Linked DNA regions of Homo sapiens: region 1 is linked to region 2. Evidence: chromatin loops called from intact Hi-C (ENCODE). Cell type or tissue: OCI-LY7. All regions are shown on one strand. Each heading gives the region's core, and the rest is flanking DNA. Links, peaks and the distances in the headings are about the cores only.

The links. A loop is a pair of places that touch in the nucleus more often than their neighbours do. Peaks named below come from ENCODE experiments on the same cell type or tissue, not always from the same donor. Only the 100,000 strongest peaks of a DNase experiment are listed, where the experiment ranks them.
Region 1: a loop joins it to region 2, with 4 times the contacts of the local background. A loop is called at or near these places in 2 of 110 quality-filtered maps.

Annotation. Positions count from the first base shown.
Region 1 is chr7:134,135,367-134,146,419 of GRCh38, forward strand. It overlaps LRGUK (leucine rich repeats and guanylate kinase domain containing), which reads left to right. Exons shown (of 20, transcript NM_144648.3): 2 at 1,657-1,764; 3 at 4,070-4,151; 4 at 7,696-7,796. Among named protein-coding and RNA genes, the nearest start is that of LRGUK, 14 kb to the left of the region's middle. RefSeq lists a silencer at 5,978-6,047. In OCI-LY7, for the core only: CTCF peaks have their summits at 6,100 (motif pointing left) and 6,314; a DNase peak (open chromatin) is centred at 6,075.
Region 2 is chr7:134,046,900-134,054,899 of GRCh38, forward strand. The region is part of intron 17 of EXOC4 (exocyst complex component 4); the gene reads left to right. Among named protein-coding and RNA genes, the nearest start is that of LRGUK, 76 kb to the right of the region's middle. In OCI-LY7, for the core only: no CTCF peak of the experiment used is centred there; a DNase peak (open chromatin) is centred at 4,282; H3K4me3 peaks cover 376 bases; H3K27ac peaks cover 2,615 bases.

The sequences.
Region 1 (11,053 bases), core at 1,418-9,417, 90 kb after region 2:
AATTTAGGACAACTGAGTTTCTTTTGGAGGATCTGCCTTGAGGCAGATAAAGGGAGTTCAGAAAGAGCCTTTCCCTGTGTTTGCTGTTTTTCAAGTGCCTTCAGCTCAAAATAATCAATATACCAACATGGCATATTTTACAGCGACATGTCCTGAACTTCTTCAAAGGTGATAACATTTCCTATTTATAGCTGAAAACTACCAGGCTCAGTGAAAACTTTACCTCCCCAAAGTCACACATCCAAAATGGCAGGGCTGGGGTTCAAGCCATGCCTGCCCAATTCTGAAGCCATGTGCTGCCTCCATGCAGGTGGTATTTACTTCCCTGAACCAGGCTGGAGTGTGGTGGCACAATCTTGGCTCACTGCAAGCTCTGCCTCCTGGGTTCACGCCATTCTCCTGCCTCAGCCTCCTGAGTAGCTGGGACTCCAGGCGCCCGCCACCACATCCGGCTAATTTTTTTGTATTTTTAGTAGAGACGGGGTTTCACCGTGTTAGCCAGGATGGTCTCGATCTCCTGACCTTGCGAACCGCCCACCTTGGCCTCCCAAAGTGCTGGGATTACAGGCGTGAGCCACCGCGCCCGGCAAGAAGCTCTTTATCATAGCACAAGCCTACATGCGTATGTCATCAGTACCTACAGCCAGAGCTGCATTGTTGGTTCCTGAATTCATATAGAGGACTTAGAAAAAGGGTATTTTGCCATGGTTATCTATATGCTAGTCATGGCTAGTTATGTCGGTGTGACTGATGTGATCACTTATGTTTTGTGTTCTCATGTTGATGTCAGTGTTAATGTGCTGGTCATTATGGAGTTGAAGGCAGCACAAACATAATACTGACCCACCTGTTATCTCTTTTGTCTGTCATTGTTGGAGGAAGGGCTTGTCAGGGTGCCCTTGGTTCTTGTGATGTCTATAGACCAAGGGCCAACCTCCTTATGGAAATGATCATCACCTTTTTAAAAATCTTATACATTTTATAAATCTAGCAACATTGACTAATAGGAAGTGAACTGAAGGACCTGTTTTCTCTACCAATCTGGCAAGAATACCAGATTTAGAGAGATAATTGCCTTAATTTGATGTAACCATCCTTTGGGGTGTGGGCAAGCAGTCAAATGCAGTGGTTAGGGCAGTTTGGGAGAATTGCCCTGGGACTGGACAGATTGGGATTTTCATTCCAGCTCTGTCACATACTATCTGTTTGGTTTCAGGCAAGTTAACCTCCAAACGTTAATTCTTTTGCCTGTAAAGTGGAGATAAGAGTAACTATCTCCATGTTGTCCAAAGGATTCAATGAGTTCATTCATTGAGAGCTGTTAGTACAGTGTCTGGAATAGAGAACCCCTCAATCAATACCACCACTGATACTGCTGCTTCTACTGCTACAATGTTCACTCAACTTTGAATGCCTAATGCAAGTGACCACCTGAAAAAAACAGTGGCAATGAAAACATTGATTTGGCAGATAGTTATTTAATTATATGTAATATGTATATGTTATCAACACAGAATTTTTTTGGGGGTTGGTAAATTTTGGAGAGCTCAGCTCCTGGGTATAAAATATACTAAATAAGTGCTGGATATGACAAGATAGATTGTTTCTTTTCTAATGAGAATCTTTTCTTTGTCTACCTTTCTGGGTTTTTTACAGGAGGAATTTGATGGGGTCCTGAGAGAGGAGGCTGTGGCCAAAGCACTCCATCACTTGGGGCGCTCAGGCTCTGGGACTGAGCAAGTCTACCTCAATCTAACTTTATCAGTGAGTATGACAAAATCTCCATTGGCTGGCTACAGCTTGACACTGGCTAGACCATATTCATTTTCTTCAGTACTCTTAGCTTTTGTGGTGACAGCAAATCTTGGAGCCTCGCATTTGATGGAGACTGGTGACAAGAGATATTTCTGTAAATATTAGACTTCAAAGAGCCCTGACCAATTCAGTAATCAGCCCCCCAAATTTCTTAGTTTTCATTCTCTTCACACTCTATTTCTTTCATCTTAAGTAGTCTATATTATAGTAATCAATGCTTTCTTTCCAGGAGGTTGAATTTGATTCTGTAAAACCAATCAAAGACTCTTTAAGAATTTTCTCTCTGATCAGTGGAAGAAACACTAAACTTTATATCTGAATCCAAGGGAACAAAGTATTTTGATATTGACTTTCCCCACTAAGTATGTCAAGAAATAAGAGGCTTTGAGCTATACCTTACTTTCCAAAAGATACCTATCATTAAAGAAAAAAAAAATCTATTATTATTCATCAGTTTTTAAGATTTCAGTACTCATCATAGAGTAGCACAAAACCTTGGCTTCAATTTTATCAAAAGAGAGGCTGTAAGAGCAAACTACTGGGAATACTTGCTTCTTTCCTCATTTTGTCTCTCTGTAGTCCTAGAAAAACAATTTAAGTCGTTGTGCCTCCTTATATTGTAAAGCATTAAATATTCATTGGAGATCCACAGAGTAAATTTAGGTACATATGAGAAAAAAAAAACGCACATTGAAATTTTACCATGGCACCATGATTTGGCGAAAGGGTATGTAATTCACTATAAGCCTGTTCTATCTTGGATTTGAATGAGTAAGCTAAGCAAGAAATGTTAAACTTTTTTCACCTTTGCTAGTTCCATGGGCATGTCCTTCAAGGTCAGCATATTAAAACAGTAATCTTTTTCTATTTTCACTTTGTAACATTTTATGGATGACTCAGCCAGTCAGGCAATAACATACAGGGAGCACCCTGTATGCATTGCACTGTGTTTGACGCTGGAATATGGTATATAATTCCAGCAGCCAGTGCATCCCCACACAAGCCCCTTTCAATCAATATTCTACTTCTGTAGGTAGTGCTATGCCTTAAATTGATCTACCCCAAAAAGCAATCCTTTAAATCTTATTTCAGCTGGATGGACTGAAGCTTAATTTATTTTGCCACTGACCTCCTTACATTTGAGATATTACACGTTGAATTACTTTGACTTAATAACCTGTCTTACTGAATACACTTTCTTAGAGTTGCCTAGTTTGGTGATTTTTTTTTCCTTTATGTCTTACTTATGTTACATGTTATTTTTTTTACTTTCTCTTATTATTTGTGTACATATCTTCTCTCCTACCAAAGTCATAAGTTTCTTAAGGGCACAATATAGCTCTCTTCCATCATTGCATTTCTCATCATGCCAAGCACAATGCCTTGTAAATAGTAAATATTCAGTAAGTGTTTATTTATTATTACTGTTCTAGCGGCCTTCATTAAACAATCACCATTATTCTATATGAGAACGTGCTTATAATGACTCTTCATTGGTTTGCTTGTTTTCTGACTCCGCCATCACGACATAAAACAATCATAGAAGTCTTTGTTCCACTCAACCAAATTCCCCTCAACCTCATCTGAAGTTGACTAGAATCAAGATATCCTGGAAAGAATTTTGGACAAGGATTCAAGAGACTTAGATACTGCTTCTCTATAACTAACTTGCTGTGTGATTTCAGGCTGTTAACCTACCTCTCTGTACCTCACATCCCTCATCTCTAAATTGGGAATAAGCTGCCCTACAGATTTCACAGGTGTGTTTGATCAGATGAGATTATTGTGAAAGAGCTTTGAAAATGAAAAGGTGAAAGTGTAGGTAGTATTGTTATTAATGATTTCCTGATGAGGTGTGAATTCTCTTTAAAACTTCATTTAAATTCTAGACATTTTTTTCTTCTACTAGGTAAAGGCCTTGTCTTTATTGCTATTGTGTGATTTATTAAAAGAAAAAAAAGACTCTGTTCTAACGGTCTCCATGAACACTGCTTTAAATTGGCCTTTCATGTTGTATTTGTTTTTGCTAACAACACTAACGTTATTAAGCTATTATTTTCTTCAAAGGAAGGGCTTTTTTTTTATGGCATCTGTTTTGAGATCCTATTAGTAGCAGGCTTCAGATTTTGTTCTCTCTCTTCTTCTATACTTGTGAAAGAAATTCTGGATTTCTTTCCATCAAGAGTTATTGCAAGAAGGCTGAGTAGTAACCTGATAAAGCAACATTAAAGTCTTTTACCTTTTGTTTTCTCAGGGTTGTAATTTAATTGATGTTAGCATTCTCTGTGGATATGTTCATCTACAGAAGTTGGATCTTTCAGCGAATAAAATTGAAGGTATGTAATTGTCATTCTAGATTGATCACTGAATTATCTGAAAACTTAAACGTTGCAGTATGTAATATGGTTTAATAATGCCAGACTTGATATCACTAATTTGTGTATCAATTTACATATTGATCCTTTGCTTTCCATGTAAAAAAGGCACCGATAACTGCTGAGAGAGAAAAAGGCACAGATCTGCAATATGATGATGTGGCTGAGATGCAGTCAATGATATTTAAGACTAGGAGATGGAATGTTGGCTTTATTTTTTCCTTTTAAGAGATCGATCATTACTTCTTCAATACTCCCTGAATATTTAATGATTTCTTTTCTTTTCCTCTGTTACTCAGTGCAGATGAATTAGTCTTTTTTTTCTTTAACAGATTCTTTTCTTTATTTTGCTTTTGCATTTATATTTTATTACACTCTTTATTCTGCATTTTGAAAATCTTATTTTTAAAATTAAAAAAACATTTTTTTTGAGATGGAGTCTCACTCTGTTGCCCAGGCTGGAGTGCAGTGGCATGATCACAACTCACTGCAACCTCCGCCTCCTGGGTTCAAGTGATTATCCTGCCTCAGCCTCTGGAGTAGCTGGGACTACAGGCACGCACCACCACGACTGGCTAATTTTTTGTATTTCTAGTAGAGATAGGGTTTCGTCATGTTGGCCAGGATGGTCTGGAACTCCTGACTTCAAGTGATCTGCCCGCATCAGCCTCCCAAAGTGCTGGGATTACAGGTGTGAGCCACTGTGCCCGGGCCTACATTTTGCATTTTAAATCTGTTAGCTCTTTTACCCTTATTATTGAGCACCAGGGATTCACAAATACATATTTTTCATTCTTTTTTGCTGTCTTTATTTAGTTGATTCTTTCAACTCTAACTCCACAATTTGTAGTTTTATATAAGGTATTTGTTATGACACCTTGTTCACATTTAATGAAATTAGTCCTACCATTGTCAAATTTTCTTCAAAGCTTGATCCTTGTTTATAATTTTCTGATCTTATTTGAAGTTGACAGTGTATAATGTTTTTCTTTAGATTTCTAGGGAAGTGAGCAAATCATTACTTCTGACCTGCTTTCTTCACTGATAATCTTTCTGCTTGCTTCTTTTGCCTGCCTTTTTTATGACAAATAAATGTTGCTGATATGTCTTCTCTGTTTGATTCTGGGGTTTTTTTCCCCTTCTAGGACCCTAATAAAGTCCACTTTTTAACGATTAAGAAATATTCTAGCCCATTTTCATTCTTAAAATACTACTGTTTTTGAAAGACTTTCAATTAACTTTTTTCTAGTTTTCTAAAGCTTTATTATGGAAAATTACAAAGCACAAATAGAATATTGGAATGAATATTTGGGTTCAACAGTGATCAGCCCATCTATATACCTCCCTGCCCAGCTTCCCCAGGGTTATTTTAAAGCAAATCTTAGATGGTCATCTCATCAGAAGGCCTTTTCTAGTGTCTCTGGCAGGAGCACTTGGCCTACTCCATACCTCCGCGGTTGTTTCCATTTGCTGGGTAGGAAATCGCGGAGTGGTGGGGGCCTTGCCAATGCTCACTGCTGACAACAGGAGCAGGGAGCCCACAGTTACGCTCCAAGCCTTTCTCTTCAGCCCGATCAGTCCTCACTAACCTTGGATGGCACATTTCATTAGTTCGTCAACTGTTTGAAAGCCTCCTGTGTGTAAAGTACCGCATATGTTTCTTTTTGTGATGACAGTCTCACTGGTCTCCTGGTGCAGGCCAAACTTCAGACTGCATCCGAATCACCTGGAAGCCCTGATAACACAGATTTCTGGGCCCCACTCTCAGGGTTTCTGATTCGGTAGGTTTGGGGCGGGGCCTGGAAATTTGCATTTCGAATAAGCTCCTGGATGAGGCTGATGCTGCTGGTCCGGGACCACATGCCGAAAACCAGTGATGGAGACACGAGGAGCTCCTGCCCTCTGGTGGGCAAGGAGGTCACTGCACTGATAGGGACCACAGGCCAGCTCAAGTTCAATGTCCAGCAACCCAGACCAAGGACTTTTTTCTGTCTTGATATGAAAACACTGGCTATCTACAGTGTGTGAAATGCACTCACCATCTCTTTGTCTCTAGCTAAGTACTAGCTGCTGCTTCTGCTTCAAGAAGGATCTCCATTTACCTGCCCACAGAAAGATCATCTTTCAGGAGAGTCTGGTGGTCCCGTGAAGTTAGTAGAGTTGAGACCACTGCTGACAGACATGTAGCTGAGCTCAGCATGGACAAATCGATACCACTTGGAAAGCAATTACAGTTTCTCCTTAGGTTTCCTCGAAGAGTTCTTCCTTGATTTGCTGATTCATTTCCAACAAAGTGTTAATGTCTCAAAGTACTGTCTCTCCTGGAACTATTTACATTTAGTAAGGAAGGGCATGGTTTCGTCCAGAAAAATAACATAGAAATTGGGGGGAATTTTCTGGCTTCAGTGACTATTGAGAAGGGAAGATACCAGGAGGCCCCTTACATAGCATGTCCTACCCACCTCAGGGCAGGGCCCCAACTACTCCAGGCTGGCTTCCTTCCCCAGGTCTGCATGTGTCTGTGCCACTTGGAGAAAGGTAGAAGCACTTCGCTTGGCTTCGGGTGAGGAGGCTCCATTCTCCCACTAGAGGCCATCCCCAGGAGGTTGTAATAGCGCATACTATGATCTAGAATCTAGAACGAGGAGAGAGAGGGAAATGCTAGCATTGTTGCCATTTTTAGGCAGAGAAAGGACTTACTAGTAGAGACAGGGCCATAACCCTTACTGTGTGACCCTTCCTGATTCCTTCCCTAATTCATTCCCCTACCTCTGTGTCTGCTGTAAAGTCATAGAGAAAGGTAAAACAATAGTTCATATCTTTTATCTTTTATATGTAATTTCATTAGCACTATCCTTTATTAGCACAGTAGTTCTTTACTTAGTGTTCAAGATTCAAAGTGTGTGCTTGGGATAAAATGCAAAACTCGGATGTACGTTTGATCCAATCTGGAGTCAAAAATCAAATAACAGCAATGAGTTAAATCACTTCAAATAGTTAATGCGATCTAGTGGTAAGTCCAACTGAAACAAAATTTAATTTACAACAAAGAGAGTTTCCTAATTGTGGCATTTCCACTCTTTATGAAAAGATCTAATTTAGTTATTTAGGGGCTAATTATCAAGAGGATTATCTAAGGCTTTTGCTTTTCATCCTTTTCTCAAATGCTGGCAAGTTTTGTAGCATTTCATTGTTAGTGGCAGAGTGAGCGGGCATGCGGAAGAGGCCGCAGGGATTGGTTACTTGGCTGCCCCCAAAATAGGGCATACAAGGATTGGCCACCCCTGGGGAAGAGGATTAAATTATTGACTCCGAGAGTTTTCTACCTTTTTTTTGTATATTTCACATACTCCTGATTTTATTCCTTTCACTCATATGGAATAATTAAGATGTCTTTGCAACTGTTATAATTTTAAAATATTCTGATGTCATGTACACTGTTTTTAATGCCTTTGTCTTGTTATTTTATTGGCTTACCTTATTCTGTATCTGTTTCCCTCCGTAGATTTATCTTGTGTGAGTTGTATGCCTTATCTCCTAGAACTTAATGCTTCTCAAAATAATTTGACTACGTTCTTCAATTTCAAGCCACCCAAAAACCTCAAGGTAGACTTTATGAATACCTTAATTACACATTAAGGGGTTTGCAAAAGTGCATTAAATAAGCAAAATAGCACTCAAATAGAGAATTCAGAGAGAATAAGATACAGAGGTAAGCAATGTAAGTGTCTGAAATGAAATAAAAAAGAAGGCTTTGTGTATACTTTATTTTGGAAAAGGGAGCTGGTCTGTCAGTGGATAGGCTTTCTGGAAGCTTTGTTCAAACCTAGTGTTCAAACCAACGAACTTTCCTCTGGTCTCCTCTTTCCCTCATTTGAATAGTAGTTATTATTGCCCTTTTTTTGTTGTTATAGTGGAACAATTTTTTAAAAATATTACTTGGTACATTTTATTTATTTAAAGAAATGCATTTTATTGTGTATATTTCAGATGTACAGCATGATGTTATGGGACATATAGCGGAATAACTTATCTGAAAAATTTTATATCTGAATAATCTGTAAAAATGTCCTAGGCTCAAACTTTGCCCTTTTATTTATCTAACTTTACTTTTTAAGAAAATAATGCTTTCAGATCTCCATTCTTGCTTCTCCGCACTTGCTTTTGCATTTCTGAAGCAGAAATAAACTACCTGTGGACAGTGGTGGATGGAATAGTTTGCTATGCCCTAGAGCAGTGAGTCTGTTGCTTAAATGCATGCCCAAATCACCTGTGGTTCTTGTGAAAAGGGAATTCTGACCCATTAGGTCTGGGGTGGGGCCTGAGCCTGTGATTGCTAAAAACCTTCCTGATGATGTCATGCCACTGGTCCATCGGTCATACTTAAGTAGCAAGGTCAGAGAGAAGTGGTTCCCACACTCTTCTGCACATTGGAATCACCTGAGGGAGTTTTCAGACCTACTGATACCCAAATCCCACTGCAAGAGATTCTGATTTAAGTGGTCCAAGGTAAGGTGTGGGCTTTGGGCTTCTTATTTTCAGAGACAAGTTGGAGTGCAGTTGCGCATTCTTGTCTCACCACAACTTCAGCCTCCTGGGCTCAAGTGATCCTGTCGCCCAGGCTGGAGTGCAGTGGCGCAATCTTGTCTCACTCTCACCGCAACCTCCGACTCCTGGGCTCAAGTGGTCCTCTCACCTCAGCCTGAGTAGCTGGGACTACAGGCACGTGCCAAAACACCTGGCTAACTTTTTTGGTATTTTTTGTAGAGGCGGGGTTTCACCATGTAGCCCAGGCTGGTCTTGAACTCCTGGACTCAAATGATCCACCTGCCTCAGCCTCCCAAAGTGCTAGGATTACAGGTGTAAGCCACCACGCCTGGCCTGGACTTTTAAAGAGACCATCAGGTGGCTCTAATGTGCTGACAAATCTGGAAACGATCACCCTGGGTTTTGTGATTAGTGTTGTTGTATTGGACTCAAATATTTAATTAAAAAGTCATTTTAAGGAATGGACATCAACTATTGCCTTTTATTATCTATTAGTTTTATTTTATTTACAAACCAAATTAACTTAAATCCAAAATATTCTATGGAGAGTTGCACAAATATGAAAATCTGTTTGAAATCAAGAAACAGACATTCCCTTATACTGATGAGAGACCTTAATTTTCAATTTTTCTTCAGTTTTATATCATTCCCTTATCAATAGTGCATTTTTTCCCTTTGAAATTATAGTTTTTGCCAGGATGACATTCCTTTGTGCAAATAAGCCGCACTAGGTGCCTATCTGTACTCAGTGTGGGGCCGCATCGTCTTGAGGTTATCAGGAATTGAATTTGCAAAGCTGTTTTGATTCACCTTTTGCTGTTCCATTCGCCTTGTCTGAAGCCACAGGGCAGTCATTCATGGTAACAGCATGACCCCTACCCCAGGAAAAACTTTGGAGTTTCTCCCTTTCACACCCCTTCCTTGCACTCTCCCAGAAAGACCCTACAAATGAACAAAAACAGATCATGGACCCCATCTTTAAGGTTCTGAGCTCCTGGAGAATTACAAGCAAATATATTGGTCATTTTAGAGAAGTGTGTACCAAGTGCCAAGCTGTACCCTGAGGTGCTGCAAGCCACTGTGAGCTCTGTGTAGACCTGGGAAGGAATGATGGTGGCCTCCTGGTGTATGTTTTCTTTTCTTTTCTTTTCTTTTTTTTTAAGATGGAGTCTCATGCTTGTTGCCCAGGCTGGAGTGCAATAGCAAGATCTCGGCTCACCGCAACCTCTGCCTCCCAGGTTCAAGCAATTCTCCTGCCTCAGCCTCCCGAGTAGCTGGGATTATAGGCATAAGCCACTACACCTGGCTAATTTTGTACTTTTAGTAGAGACGGGGTTTCACCATGTTGACCAGGCTGGTCTGAAACTCCTGATCTCAGCTGATCTGCCCGCCTTGGCCTCCCAAAGTGCTGGGATTACAGGTGTGAGCTGCTGCGCCTGGCCTCAGGTGTTTTCAATGTATTATTTAATCCTCCCAGTAAAGCTGTGGGGCTGTCCTGATATTGTCCTGATACTGAAGCATGAAAGGTTAGGTAACTAACTTCACCTTTGCTGGGAGGCAGCGGAACTGGGATTGAACCCACTGTCTGAGACCCCATGGCCCACATCTTTCCAGTAAGTCAGGCTCATGTACTATGCTCCGCCATCTTGAGAAGCTCCACTTCCTTTTCATTTAATATCTATGAGCCTTGTACCACCAACCAGAGAGAACATGCATTTCCTAGAGCGGGGACTTGTATGTGCACTCTTTTTGTATTTATTAGAATGCTTTTGCTCTTACTAGGTGAAAAATGTTAATTTGACTTGATGGCTACTTTTTCCAAGCTCTAGGTTCCAATGGGAGTCCAAACAGTGGCACAAACCCCTTTAAGGTCTTTCAAGAAACCTGGCTGGGCACAGTGGCTGAGGCCTGTAATCCCAGCACTTTGGGAGGCTGACACGGGTGGATCACTTGAGGTCAGGGGTTCAAGACCAGCCATGGTCAACATGGTGAAACCCTGCCTCAACTAGAAATACAAAATTTAGCCTGGCATGATGGTGGGAGCCTATAGTCCCAGCTACTTGGGAGGCTGAGGCAGGAGAATCGCTTGAACTGGGAGGCAGAGGTTGCAGTGGGCCAAGACTGAGCCACTGCACTCCAGCCTGGGCGACAGAGTGAGACTCCATCTAAAAAAAAAAAAGAAACCTAATACCATAGCTACATAGAGAGCATAGTATTAGCGTTTGCCCTGACTGAGGTGTAGTTATACAGATGTCATACTATGGCACCAGAATGAAAGATGTTGATGAAAAAGTGTCAATAATAAGTAAGCCCTA
Region 2 (8,000 bases), core at 1-8,000:
GGCAAATGTTGCGCTCCAAAGGCAGATGTTTTGAGGAGGACTCCTAATTGTGACAAAGGCAGCCCCTGCACACTGGATGCTGGCCAGCCTCTGCCATTAACACGCCTACCTCCTCACTGGTGTGATCAAATTGGTACTGCTCTTATGAAATTATGTGTGTTAGCTGGCTCTTCAGAAATAAAATATCTTTTCTTAAAGAAATTAAGGTTTCATTTTAAATTGACTTTATGGCCTTTGAAAAACTTTAGTTTTTGTGTGGTCCAAAGCTATAGGTTAGCATTAGCATTTAAATAGAGGCATTAAACTTGCCTGAAGACCTTCCTCTCATAATGTAGCCCTTTCTGAGAGGTTTTTTCAAATCAGATACTTTTTCGTCCTAAAAAATGAATGCAAATGCTCTCTATATTTTTCCCCTCAAAGGCCTTTTTTCTTTATATGTAGACTTAGGAGAGCCACATTGTGGAGCAGCCTCAGTATTAGTCTTTTTGTATGGAAAGGGCCACGTAAAAAAAAAATTGCTATTCTCTCCTACAATGCCTGATTTTCTCTGCTGACTCTCAGGATGTATTTGCCTATGGTTAATTTTATCCTATTGTATGTCATTCCACTCCAGACACCCCCCAAAGGCACAAATCCCCATTCTACAACTAAGAATCTAATGTAAACTCCTGCTATGTAACAGTGACTCTAGGAGTTCCCAGTGTCCCCAGCAAATCCCCATCACTTTAGTAGAATCAGAGCTTGAGCTTTTGAACTGGATGAACTAGAGTTTGAGTCGTGTCCATCACAAGGAGGTTTTGTGACCTTCTCTGACCCTTTATTTATCTGCCAAATTAAGGTTATCAAGCCTTTCTTGTATGTTTGTCAAGAGTTTAAATGAGATCATATTTGTACTCCTGATTTATACTCTGTGCTCTTAGGTCCTGTAACCTAACCGGACAGGTTCTTCCTGCCTGCTGCACAAATAAAGACCATGGCCTTGCGGTAAAGAAAGAGTTTAATTGATGCGAGGCTGGCCATGCCACACAGTAGATGGAGTTGTTACTCAAATCAATCTCCCCAGAAATTCAGGGATCAGGGTTTTTAAAGATAATTTGGTGGGCAAGGGATCAGAAAGTAGGGAGTGCTGATTGGTTGAGTCACAGATGAAATCATAGGGAATTGAAGCTGTTCTCTTGCACTGAGACATTTCCCAAGTGGGGGCCACAAGACCAGATGAGCCAGTTTATTAATTTGGGTGGTGCCAGCAGATCCACTGAGTGCAGGGTCTGCAAAGTATCTTAAGCACTGATCTTAGGTTTAACAATAGTGATGTTATCCCCGGGAGCAATTTGGGGAGGTTCAGAATTTTACAGCCTCCAGCTGCATGACTCCTAAGCCATAATTTTGAATCTTGTAGGTAATTTTTTAGTCCTGCAAAGACAGTCTAGTCCCCAGGTAGGAAGGGGTTTGTTTTGAGAAAGTGCTGTTGTCATCAAAGTTTAACTATAAGCTAAGTTTCTCTCAAAGTTAGTTCAGCATATGCCCAGGAATGAGCAAGGACACCTTGGAGGTTAGAGGCAAGATGGAGTCTGTTAGGTCAGGTTCTCTTTCACTGTAATAACTTTCTCAGTTACAATTTTTGCAAAGGCAGTTTCAGTCCCCCTCCCTCACATTTCAACCAGACCAGTTGAGGAGTAGGTTAGGAGGAACCTTTGAGTAAAGGGTGTCCTCTTATTTCTTATGTTCTCACTGCTAGCCTTCTCTTTCCTTTCAGCCACCGGCCTCATCTCAGTAAAGTTGTGTGTATTTTAATGGCCCCAGGTCACATTTGACCTGAAGGAGACATACTAGAGGTGAGAGCCTGATGTGTTGTTCTTTACTGAGGTGCTGCCATCCTTCTCTCTTTGAGGTTGATTTTGTTTAGCTACAAGCTTGGGGATGTGGAGTTGTGAGGAAACCTTCTAGAAGATTGGCGTGGTCTGGTACTAGAAAAAAAAAATAGCCAAGTTGCCCAACAGTCTGAAGGCTTTCTTACCCTCAGGTCCATCCTCCATGCTGCAGCTGGAAAGGTCTTTCTAAAACAGTTGTCATCATGTGTGACTTCTTTCTAAAATCGTCTGTTTCCAGATTCCTCCCTGTCATTGGTTCCAGATTCCAGGGTGTATGTAAACTGAAACTGATTGTCCTCATCTATACGAAAATTAGAAAAATAATGACTGTACTTTGTGAGTTTCTCATAAATAATGACTAAAAGTTTCTGAGTTTCCCACACAATAAAACATGTAACCTTTTTGTTCTGAGATTATTTTCTTTCCACTTAAGGAGTGTTAAAATACCTTCTTTTATCAAATCTTGGTAATAATAAATGGTAATTGTTTTGTTTGAATAATCTAGGCAAAATAAAGCTTAATTCACCTTCATCCTTCCACTCACCCATGAAAGTCCAAAATCTTAGCATGGCCCACAGGTCTGTTAGGCTCTAGGCCCAGCTTGCCTTGCCCACCTTTCCCCTTCCTTGCTCTTCCCCACACCCCATGCACTCCAGTGAGGAATAAACCACTTGTCGTTTTCCCCAAATACCGTATTCTTCCTACTGTCCCACCCAGTTCACACATTCTGTTTCCTTTGCTCGTGGAGGACTTTATTTCCTTCATATTTGCCTCATTGTTGACAACTTCTCCTTCTCTATTAAGCCTTCCCTGGCTGCTCTCAGAAACCTACAGCCCTTCCTGCCTGTGATCTTAGAGAATCTCCTCCAGACCTTTATTATGGCCACTGTCACATTGCTATAAGTACATACAGTGCCTGGCTACTTTCACACCAGACTCTGCATCGCCAGAGAACAAGGACTATGTTTTACTTACCTCTGCATCCACAGTATCTACTGTATACTACCTGGTTTGTCATTGATGCTGAAATATTTGTTGAGCAAGTAAACAAATTTAAAAAGGACTTCGAAAGGGACTATATAAGCAGTGAGGATGATACAAAGAGTCATAAGACACAGTCTTTGACATCAAGGAGCCTACAGTCTAGGTGAGGTTAATAAATACTAATAATGGTACATCCACACAATTGAGTACTCTGCCACCATTAAGAAGAATGAGGCAGGTTGATATGAACTGAAATGGAACCTTCTCCAGGCTCTATTGTTAAGTAGAAAAAGTAAGGTGCAGAACAGTATGTAAACACCATTTATCCTTAGATATATTTGTGTGTTTATATACACACACACATTCAAGAAAGACTGCTTCTATATGTATAAAATATATTTGGAAGGATACCCTGGAAACTAGTAATAGTAATTGTCTCTAGGAAAGGAAATGGTGGGAGAGAGGCTTTACGCTATATGCTTATTTTGTACCATTATCTTTTTACGTAACAAAAAATATTATGTGCCAGGCGCTGTTCTAAGCACTTTATAAATATTAACTTGCTTAGTCTTCTTAACAATTCTATGAGCTAGGTGCTATCAATATCCTCATTTTACAGATGAGGAAACTGAAGGCTTACAGGTTAAATAACTTTCCCAAGTTCACAAAACTAGTAAGTAAATACCCTAGTAACCTTTTTTATTGTATCATCAGCTCAAAAAGAATATTAAGAGTTTTTTTTTAAAAAAGATATGATTCTACAGGATAAATGTTAAGTGGGTTACCCATGCAGTAAGTGACAGAGAAGAAATAAATTGCTCAGGATAGCTTCATAGAGGGTAGAGGATTTAGCGATTTTGAACATGAAGTAGGCTCTAGATACTTAGAGCCAAAAAGTACTAAGTATTATTCAGGGGACAGTGAGTAGCTCAATTTGGTTTGAATGGCAGGTTGAAGCAGGGAAGAACTGGGAGAAAATGTGGAATACAGGTCAAGTCTTTAAAAGGCCTTGGATGTCAATGTTGAAAGTTTGGACTTGATTCTGTTAGCACTAGTGAACACACAAGGTTTTTTTTTTATTATTATTAAATACAGAATAGTGATATGATCCAACTAAGAACTGGGGGTTAGTCTAGGAGGAGTGAGTGAGTGAGGTGGCCAGTTAAGAGGCAACTGTAACAATCCAATGAGAAGAGTGTAGGATCTGTGATAGTGAGATTGGAAAGAAGAAATGAATATGAAAGATGTTGCATTGATAGACCTGGTGACAACTGGACCAAAAAAATGAAGGAGAGTGAAGATTCCAGGTGACACTGAGATTTTGAGGTTTTGCAAGCTAGTTCCGTTAAGCAAAATTCAGTGGCTAGGGAGGCCACCTGACAAGGGCAGCTGATAGAAATGTCTGCAGACAAGTGAAAATGACGTTTTGATCTACTGAGAAACCAGATCTTGAGAAAGACATCTGAGCATTATATATATGCACAGATAAGACTTTCAGAAGCAGAGAGAGAAGAATGGAGGGCCCCCACCTGACTGGCAGGAACACCTGCAGCAGGCAGACACAGAGCCAATAGCAGAATCAGAGAAGAAACTCAGAGGGAGCTGGGAGAAGTGCCTTAAAAATGTGGCTTCATGGGGCCAGGCACTGTGGCTCATGCCTGTAATCCTAGCACTTCGGGAGGCCGAGGCAGGTGGATCATGAGGTCAGGAGTTCAAGACCAGCCTGGCCAAGATGGTGAAACCCTGTCTCTACTAAAAATACAAAAAATTAGCTGGGTGTGGTGGCACATGCCTGTAATCCCAGCTACTCCGGAGGCTGAGGCAGAGAATTGCTTAAACCTGGAGGGGCAGAGGTTGCAGTGAGCCGAGATCGCGCCGCTGCACTCCAGCCTGGGAGACAGAGCGAGACTCCGTCTCAAAAAAAAAAAAAAAAAAAAACTTGGCTACCTGGGCCGATGCAGAGGCTCACGCCTGTAATCCCAGCACTTTGGAAGGCCAAGGCGGGTGGATCACGAGGTCAGGAGATCGAGACCATCCTGGCTAACACAGTGAAACCCTGTGTCTACTAAAAATACAAAAAAATTAGCTGGGCATGGTGGTGGGCACCTGTAGTCCCAGCTACTCAGGAGGCTCAGGCAGGAGAATGGCATGAACCCGGGAGGTAGAGCTTGCAGTGAGCCGAGATCACGCCACTGCACTCCAGCCTGGGCAATAGAGCACGACTCCATCTCAATAAAAAAGAAAGAAAAAAAAATGTGGCTCCATGACAGTTGGGTTGAGGATGGAAAACTGTCAAGGAAAAGAGGACTTAGGAAAAGCTGCTGTGCGTGTCCATGAAGACGTCATTGACGACCCTTTTCATAGACACATTGGAGGCTTAGAAAGGACAGGCAGTGAATACAAATGATTTGTTCAAGAAATTCAACAATGAAAAGGAGAAAAGACACGAGGGGAGAGATGGAGTGGACATGGGATCACATAAAGGGTTTGGGGTTTGTTTCTTGATTTGTTTTTCCAAAATGGGAGAAGGAGGATGTTTGAAGCAGACATGAAAGAACCAGTGAAAAGGGAAGATACTGGATACAAGAGTTAAAAATAAAACAAAAACCCAGCAGAGTCTTGAAAGCATTGGGAGGGGTGAGGATCAAAGGCATAGGGTTAATCTTACAAAAAGAAAAAAAGAAAAGAAACCCCTCTTCTTCTGAGTCAAGAGGGAAGGACTGATTTTTTTTTTTTAATGTATGTCAGCATGGAGGATGTGATACCTCATACAATTGTGAGACCCATAGAGATAATATATACATGAACAATGGCCAATACAGACTACAGAGGAGGATGCAAACAAAGTTAGCAGTTAGTTTTATCATTTGTATTATATCACATAGCAGGTGTTCTATCATATCATTTGATTAATCTTCAAACCTAATGTGATGTAATATTATTTATCCCATGCTTAAATGAAAAAACTGAAGTTGAGACAGGTTCAGAAATTTCCAGTCATGCATCTTAGGTAAAAGATGTGGGATTCATGCCTAAATCTGCCAGAGAATGAAAAGCTGAGAAGGATTACAGATCACTAGTGAAAACACGGATCTCTGTTGTCTCCCCCTTTTCCATTAGCGACCATTATCCTGACCATCTCCCCCCGGAGTTACATCAGAATAACCCTTTGTGTTTTATACAGATCAATTATTTCATTCATAGTTCCTCTTTTCCCAGTGTCAGAGAATCATAGACTGCTTTTTAGATTGTATGCCATACTTAATGACATGTATAGACTATCAGCTGTCTCATTCATTCATTCTTTTTCATTTACTCAGCATTCACTAGTTACCGTCTTCTTAGGCCAAGGGGTAGGAGCAAGTTGAATATAGAATTCAGCCCTGCTCTAGAGAATGGCGTGAACCCGGGAGGCGGAGCTTGCAGTGAGCAGAGATTGCACCACTGCACTCCAGCCTGGACGACAGAGCGAAACTCCATCTCAAAAAAAAAAAAAAAGAAGAAGAATTCAGCCCTGCTCCAGTAGAACCTGCATTGGAGGAGGGGGAAGCAGATACTTGTTTATGTACTAAATGCTTCTACATTCTTACTCTGTCTAGCCACTGCTCTTAATCATTTAAGCCTTGGAACAACCCTATGTTACTATTTCCTTTTCTCAGATGAAGAGAATAAGGCACAGAGAGATTAATAACTTGACCAAAGTTGTACAAATAGGAAGAGGCAGAATTGGGTTTAAATCCCAGGCAACTGGCTCCCGAGTCCATGATCTTAACCATTGTATATGCTGATGAAAGTATATCTGATTTTATATATATATATTTAAATATATAATTTTAAATATATTTTGGAAATATATTTTTTAGTTGGAGATGAATGCTAAAAAGAAAATTAAAGCTCATTTAAAGGACAAAGCTTGATGAGGATGGAGCAAGTAACATTTAAAATAAGGTGGTCAGGGAAAACCTCACTTACTGATAAGCAGACATTTGAGCAAAAATTGACCAGAATCTCCTTTAATCTTCTATTTTCCTCCAACCTCCTGTCCCTTTAATCCCATCTGATCCTCTTTTCTGATTTTCTTTCAGTTGGCTTACAGTATAAAGCAAAAGAAGAACTATGAAGTACAACAAAGACAAATTAATGTCACTTCCTTGCTCTATAGCTGGTACTTTTTATTTTAATTTATTTTATTTTTTAATTATTTTTTCTAAGATGGAGTCTTGGTCTGTTACCCAGGCTGGAGTGCAATGCCATGATCTTGGCTCACTGCAACCTCCACCTCCCAGGTTCAAGCAATTCTCCTGCCTCTGCCTCCCAAGTAGCTGAGACTACAGGTGCGCACTACCACGCCCAGCCAATTTTTTATATTTTTGGTAAAGACGGAGTTTTGCCATGTTGGCCAGGCTGGCCTTGAACTCCTGACCTCAGGTGATCCACCTGTCTTGGCCTCCCAAAGTGCTGGGATTACAGAACTTGTACTTTTAAAATAGGAAATAAGAAATGCTCTGGTTCCATGGCCCTTAACACCCACCCCAACACACCCACCTCCTCCTCGCCACCCAGTGACCATTCACCCACCTGTTCTAAGGTTTCTCCCAACTATTGAATGAATATAGGAGGTTAGAATTTCTCCTAGACAAATTCACTTGGGTTTTTCTAAGATGACTCCCCTTTCATTACTTGCTTCCCATAATTCCAGATTTCCTGGAGTCCTTGATGTGATTTTTCCTTTCTTGTTGCCATTCACAGCCCCTCCCCGTTCACTAACATTGGCCCCTTTCACCACTCTGTATCTTCCTGTGCATTAATGAAGGTATTAAGTGAGATCAGTTCTAAAGCCAGCATCCTTAGAATTCACTAGATGCTTCTTTTCTGCATTTGTTGACTTGCCGTTCTCATTACCCTCTGTTTGTTTTTCAGCCTGTGTCCTATCGAGGGTAGCCATTCAGAATAAATTCATTTTGCTAGTTATATTTTTCTAGAGGCACTGCATCAAACGGTTCACTGACATTCAAATACGTATCAGCCACAGTAGTCTTTTCATCCACCAAATTCACATTGTTATCCAAAGCTATCCATCACGTTTGTCAGAGTATTTGGGTCTTTAATTAAACCTGCTGGATATTGTTCATATTTCCATTAGCT